Regions from separate parts of the Homo sapiens genome. Here region 2 is linked to region 1. A link is a contact called in ENCODE Hi-C or POLR2A ChIA-PET data. All regions are on one chromosome and are shown on one strand. Each heading gives the region's core, a stretch centred on a gene start or an enhancer-like site at or near the end of the contact. The rest is flanking DNA. Distances are from core to core; before and after follow the strand shown. Region 1 has its middle 4.3 kb from the start of MIR8079. Region 2 holds the start of TUSC8 (tumor suppressor candidate 8).

Region 1 (3,301 bases), core at 350-2,849:
GCAAAGGCTCCTTATGTTACTATGTAGCTGGCGTTGGTCTTCAAACTACCTGGCAATGCAGTTCTCCCAGGAGATGACTTTAAAGGACTCAGACCACAAATATTTAATGACAAATAGACTTGGTTGACAAGATAAAGTCCTACAAGAATGGGTCATTCACAAATGCACTGGTAAGTAGTGAGACCACATTAAATCCTTTCAATATCCACCTATTCCAGCACCTGTAATGAAACTCAGGGAGTTTACAGTTCCCAAAAACTGCATATTCGTGGGTTTGCCTTTGCTCGAATCTTATGTCAATACATAGGATATGGACTCCCTCTGCTTCATAGTGGAAACCCTGAAGACAGAAATTACATTTGAAAATATGGTAATACAGCGGAGAAGACAAACACAGTATGTTCCCTTTTTTTCTGGCTTCCTCTTCTTTGCTCCCCAAATTGCCTCCTATTTTCTAAAATTTAAACAGTGAATCGATTCTGAAGAACTACAGTAGATAGCAATGTAAACTAATATGTTAATGTTTAATTCACTTTTGGTTTACCAGGCATTGAAAACTTTGAACAAAATGGACTTAAATAAAGATAAAAGATGGATGCAAATCTTTATATAATTTTGGCAGGAAAAAAAGGCAAAAGCAAAGGATTAAGGAGGAATTAGTCCCATCAGGGACTGGGCTGTATTTTCACTGGTTCTCATCCTGCTAGATCTTCCTCACTTGCTAGTTGGTCACCAAATATGAATCTAGCATCTGCTAATTGCAAAGCAGAGTATTTGGCACGTGAGAGTTCAACAAAGAAGAATGATACTCTAAAAACCCCCTTCATCTTCACCTATCTCAGAGATCCTTTCCTGGCCCCCAGACTAGGTGAGGGCACCCATTGTGTGCTTGTGCAACACCCTGTGTGTTTTTGTGTCTATTTCACAACAGCTATCATGCTTGTGTTTACTTGATCAATGTCTGTCTCCCCACAAAATGTAAGCTCAAAGAAGACAATGAATCTTGATGAATCGATCCCACTTGTATCTGGAACATCTCATACACTGCCTGACACACAGAGTAGGTCTTCAATACACAATGCGTGAATGAATGAAATGAGCAAACAATGGAAAATAAACACCATTTCTAGGTTACTGAGATTATTAATTCATCCCTCTTCTGGAACAGCAATGGAAGTTAGGTCCTTCAAATATCAGCTCACTCCCCACTCCTCCTCTATATCCTTTCTTTCTTTCTTTCTTTCTTTCTTTCTTTCTTTCTTTCTTTCTTTCTTTCTTTCTTTCTTTCTTTCTCTCTCTCTCTCTCTCTCTCTCTTTCTTTCTTTCTTTCTCTTTCTTTCTTTCTCTTTCTCCTTCCTTCCTTCCTAACTTCCTTCTCCTATTACTTCCATGTGCCTCACTTGCCACCTCTCCCACCAGTCCCTCAAATATTAAAAGAACAACATCATCATCAACAACAAAATGCACTCTGTCTGCATCCTGGAGGAGGCGGTGGTGTCTTCCTGGACTGCACAAGCACAAGCCCACATCCTTGGCTGTGTTGCCTGGGGTTTTTATGTAATAGGAACATGTTGATTGGTATGTACTCAGTTTGGAAAGAGAAGCCATGCCTTGTTGTGGCTTTGAGTTCAGACCATTTTTCTTTCATCTTTGAAGATGACAAGCGCTATAAGCAAAGAAAGTCAAAATGAGCCTGAATGTTTCAAGCTCTAGGCAAGGCAGGAAGAATGCCGTGCGGTGATATTGTTTAGAGAGAGACTCGGTAATTGCTGTACTGGAGAGCCGACATTTGCAGAACTCAATTGTGTGGCGTCCGACTGAGTAAGTTAGCAAAATAAAGACAGATGGCAATGGATTAACTCCAACACGCCCACCAAACAATGGCAGCCAAAATGGAGAACTGTGGTGTGCTCTAAAACACGCTCCTTCTGGGAGAGTTCACCCGGTGCCTCAATTAGATGCCACCTAGTGACTGACCAAAACATTGCATATTGCACAACCCTGCATATTTCGGACACAGCTTAAGGAGACCGCACCATAGATTGTTTGGCTTCGTTTTCAAAAGACGGAGAGATGCCAGGTCATGGCTGACTTGAAAACTTATAGTTTGATGTTTAGTTCACTGAGAAATAATGGTTGAAATCTCTGTTCTTCCTTGTATGCTTAGAGGAAAATAGAAAAACAAAAAGGAAAGAAAACAAATCCTGCAAGACAGGCAACTGCCTTTGATTTAGAAATGCATGACCTAGAGTTAGAGAAAAGCTTGAGGACAGTTTGTACATTCTGGTCCTGGCTTTATACAACTGAAACTGAGGATGGCAAATAATTTCATTACATCTAACAGCTCCAGTTGATTGTGAAGGCTCTCTGGACCATGAGGAATTATGAGGTGAGCTCCAAGGCTTGGGTTGGGACCCTGTGGTTATTGATGGTTGTCTGCCATACTGCAGAAGAGGAGAGTGGTGGAACATGGGTCCTTGTTGAACAACCGTACATCCTTAAACAATTAGGAAATCTCCTAATTTGTTTAATCGTGAGTGTTTAGAGAAACAGTTCTCCATATTCCTGAGAGTCTGAGGGCAGAAGCTGAAATGGGCAAAGAACATATAGAAAAGGTGACACTTTTCCATCTAAAGGAGAGACGAAGAAATAATGAGCAATTTTGTTATGATCTACCAAACTAAGGTTTCATTATGTTTGCCCCTCATTGTGGAAGGCACTGTTTGATTGGCAATTTGCACCACTACCATATATAATTTAGTCCTGGAGTATGTGCCAAGAACTTTGTAATGAAACCCTGGTTATTCCTAACTATAGGATTTATTTTTCAAGTGAAGGTCTAGACAATTTCAGTAACTGGCCCAGAGTGTGAGGTTGAGAACGGAAGGAGCTTTAGTTCTCAGGCTCCTCAACCACTACCTACCATGGTGGGCTGACGCTGCATTTCTTGCTTTTCCCTAGCAGTCACCTAGTCAGTGCTCCTGGCTAAAAGAGAGATCCTTTTCTCTTTTGACCCTTAACATCCACTGGTGACCAGGAAACAGTGCCAGCTATGTCTACAGATCTCGGGGACATGCAGTGTGGAGGGTCAGGTAGTTGTGTGGTTAACTGGTCTAGGTCTGCCCAACGGAGTCCATGTGTCAGGGTAAGAACCTGGATCCCCATCTGCTATACTTTTGTTTTCTCAAGTAACTCCCTAGAGGCCCATGTCTTTTGAGCTCAGTTTATAAACAGGGCAGAAAGCTGCACACACAGGCATCAAACTGCTCAGCCTTTTCTAGTTTTAATTCAACTTAACACT
Region 2 (3,301 bases), core at 514-3,013, 210 kb before region 1:
CTCTTAATTCATTCCCTGTCATTCTTCTGATATCTAAACCGTAAGGTCAAGTTAAAAGGGTAGAAGATGATCATAGATATATAGCTGTGATTCTGAGTCAAATTCCCAAACCCTGTCATCACCTCCCTGCAAGGTTCTTGAGAGAGAAAAATGCAAAAAAGGTAAGGCTCAGTAGGTGGGCTTGTGGCCAGGTGGGGGCACTGGGCTCAAATTTCCAAGGGGAGCCCTGGCAAGCTGGGCAGACACTCCCATTTCCTTGTTTCCTCATCATCCTTCAAATTCATATGAGCACCTACAATCTTTCAAGCATAGGGGAGAGAACAGTGAACAAAACAGAGCCCCTGTGCTCCTGAAGCTTATATTCTAGTTGGGGAAACAGAAAATAAATAAATAAAGATATATATACCAGCATAGGAGATGGTGGTTAGTGCTGTGCAGAAATCTGCTACGGCACGTGGTGGGCAGAATGTGTGTGTGTGTGAGCGTGCGCACGTGCATGTACATGCTTTACTATAGTTAGTGGTGTCAGTGAGGGCTTTTTGAGGAGTGACATTTGAAGAAAGAGCTGAGTGAATTTGAGTCATGGAAATATTGAGGGGAAAAGCATCGGGTGAAAGGAAGAGCATGTGCAAAGGCCCTTTGGTCTCACGCCGGGGGGTGGAGGCAGGCTTCGGGCCTTATCATAGAGGTCTGGGCAGCGTCATTTCTCTCCCCCTCAACGCTTGCCAAACCCTGGCCACTTTTTGGACACATACCCAACAATTTTTTAAATTATTATTTTTAATTGTGGTGAAATGCACATAAATTTAACATCTTAGCCATGTTTAAGTGTACAATTTGGCGGCATTAAATATATTTATTATTGTGCAACCGTCATCATTTCCGGAATGTTCTTATAATCCCAAACCAGAACTCTGTGCCCAGGAAACACCAGCTCCCCGTTCCTTCCTCCCCTGAGCTGCTGGCAGCCACTGTTTCCTTTCTGTCTCTATAAATGGGACCACTCCAGGTACCTCACACAAGTGGAATCACACAGTATCTGTCTTTTTGTGAGTGGCTTATTTCGCTTAAGCATAATGTTCTCCAGGTTCATCCATGTGGGGGCATGTGTCAGAATGTCCTTCTTTTTCATTGACGAATAGTGTTCCATGGTGTGGATGTGCCACGTTTAGTTTACCCGTTCATCCTCTACGGTTGGTGGACACCTGGGTTGCTTCTGCCCCTTGGCTATAGTGGATAATGCCTCTATGAACATGGCTGTACAAGAATCTCTCCAAGTCCCTCTTTCAGTTCTTTTGGGGACATTCCTAGAAGTAGATAGACAGTTTTAGCTCCCTTTTCCTTGAGTTGATCCACTGTGCTTTGCACGCTGCCCCTTGTTAGTTTATGTCACTGTTAGGGAGAGCGTGTTGATCGGCTCACCTGTTTCCCTCCTCTCAGCTGTAAGTTCCTGGGGAATAGGGAGTGGTGCTTGGCACTGCACCCCCTGATGCCATGGAAGGCGCACAGTCTGTGCCCCAGCAGGATTTATTCAGTGAGCAAGTCTGGAAAGGGCTGCTCCAGAAGGAGGGTGAAGGCTGGGCTGCACAGAGCCTGCACCTTCTTTGTATTTTTACATTGGGCTTCTCTGACTGCCCCTAAAATAAAAATGGGGATAATCCATTTTCCTGTGAGAGAAATGAAAACCCACGAAGACTAAATGTCCTGCCCGCTGTCCAGGTGCAGTGAGGGGCGTGGCCGGGACCAGAATCCCTGCTTCCCTGTTCTCTAGTCAGTGCTGCTGCTGGAAACCAGAGTCTTCTTTTGTTTTCCCTCTCACCTCTGGCTGCCTCTCTCTCCCCTCAAAGGTCAGAGCAGTGCCAAGGACAGAAGAGAGAGTAGATCCAGCCTTGGCCCTGCTAGGCTGGGCAGCCTGGCAGGTAGAGTCAGCAGGGATAGAGCTTGCTTTCCTGTTCACGATCTTCAGCCAAGTTCAGGGAGGTCTGAATACTGAGGCCTTCATAGCCACTGCACCCCAGGTAGCTCAGGAGAACCTCCGAGCGCAGGAGTGCAAAGGCTGGCATTCTTCAGGCTCTGAGGCTGTCCCTTCCGGTGGAGGTGAACTGCTTCTTATTGATGTGGACAAGACTGTGGGTATGTGTCTGAGTGTGTGGAGGTGATATAGAGAGGCCTAAGGGGTGTGTGTGTGTGTGTGTGTGTGTGTGTGTGTGTGTGTCAGGGGGTGAGTGTGTGTATGAGAGAGGCAGAGGCAGCGGGAGAGAAAGAGAGCGCAATGCAGAGAAGAAAGCAGAACCTTCCTCATAGAGTTTTGGGGGTTACGTGATCTGAAAAGCACTTGAAACAGTACCTTGCTCACAGCAATGGCTGCGTTGATGATTTTTATTGTTATAGAGGCACAGACACAGAGAAAGGCAGAGAGGGAGAGGGGAGAGTGGGGAAGGAAGGTGGGAGGCGGCAGGAGCGAGGAAGAACTACATTCTGGAAACCTCAGAGATTTAACAAAAGGGTGGAATCTGGGAAAAGCTCCCCTGCCTGCTTGTTCTCTTATAAAGCTGATTATGCTTACCTTCCTCCCCCATGGTATTTTAAACTTAAATAACACAGTCTCCATTGTGTAAAGCAAAATAATTTTCCAGATTCCCTGTGTACCTCAGTGCACCATGCTTAGGGAATCTGCCCGGCAACACAGACAGACTGTGGGAGTATGCCGCGGAGGCTGCGTCCCCCGCTTGCTGGTTAGGGTGCTCCTGTGTGCCCAGCCTTCCAGGTCTGGCCTCCCCCCAGCCCCCCAGCCAGCCCCCAACACAAATCATTTGGGCTTTATCTTATCTTTAGCAGGAGAATGCTTCCCAGATGTGTAGGATTAATGGTGAATATTACACAGCACCCCCTGGACAGAGATGGGTCCTGGGTGACTCCAGGCCCTAAAAACCTTTCTCCAGCGTGGACTAGCGGGGAGCTCCAGTCCCCACCTGAGAGTTGAAGGAGCATCCCCTCCCTGCTTTGCGATGGCTCCAGAGACAAGACGTGTGCCCTGCCCCCACCCCACATTGTCTACTTTGATTTACAGCACAGCCATCACAGGGGGACCTTTTTGGTTAACATTTACAAAAGTGCTTTCTGTCTGGTTTCTAGATGGAGACTGACAGGATCCTGGCTTGGGGGCCTTCCGGCAGGGCTGGCTGCTGGGCTGGCAGGCTCTGGCGCTCCCCTTCCCCAGAACTGACTTTGTTCCTGGCAGCCATGGTGGCTGCACTAACCACATTCTGCCTCCACCTTTGCACTAAGAAAAGCAAATAAG

The links. Hi-C counts contacts between places; a loop is a spot of excess contacts on that map. ChIA-PET counts read pairs that join two places held with the same protein, here RNA polymerase II (POLR2A). Pooled maps may share reads with other maps.
Region 2: a loop to region 1 is called in a pooled map, with 2.6 times the contacts of the local background. The contact joins the promoter of TUSC8 here to the enhancer-like site in region 1. A Hi-C loop is called at or near these places in 5 of 50 pooled maps. POLR2A ChIA-PET finds 5 or more read pairs at or near these places in 2 of 52 experiments (HepG2 and activated T-cell).

What each region holds. Positions count from the first base shown.
Region 1 is chr13:44,190,274-44,193,574 of GRCh38, reverse strand. No RefSeq gene overlaps it. Among named protein-coding and RNA genes, the nearest start is that of MIR8079, 4.3 kb to the left of the region's middle. Within about 2 kb of position 1,599, at least 12 of the 41 ENCODE cell types and tissues checked have a DNase peak (open chromatin) inside an H3K27ac peak, as active enhancers do.
Region 2 is chr13:44,404,446-44,407,746 of GRCh38, reverse strand. TUSC8 (tumor suppressor candidate 8) reads left to right here and starts at 1,763. Exons shown (of 2, transcript NR_104174.1): 1 at 1,763-2,133.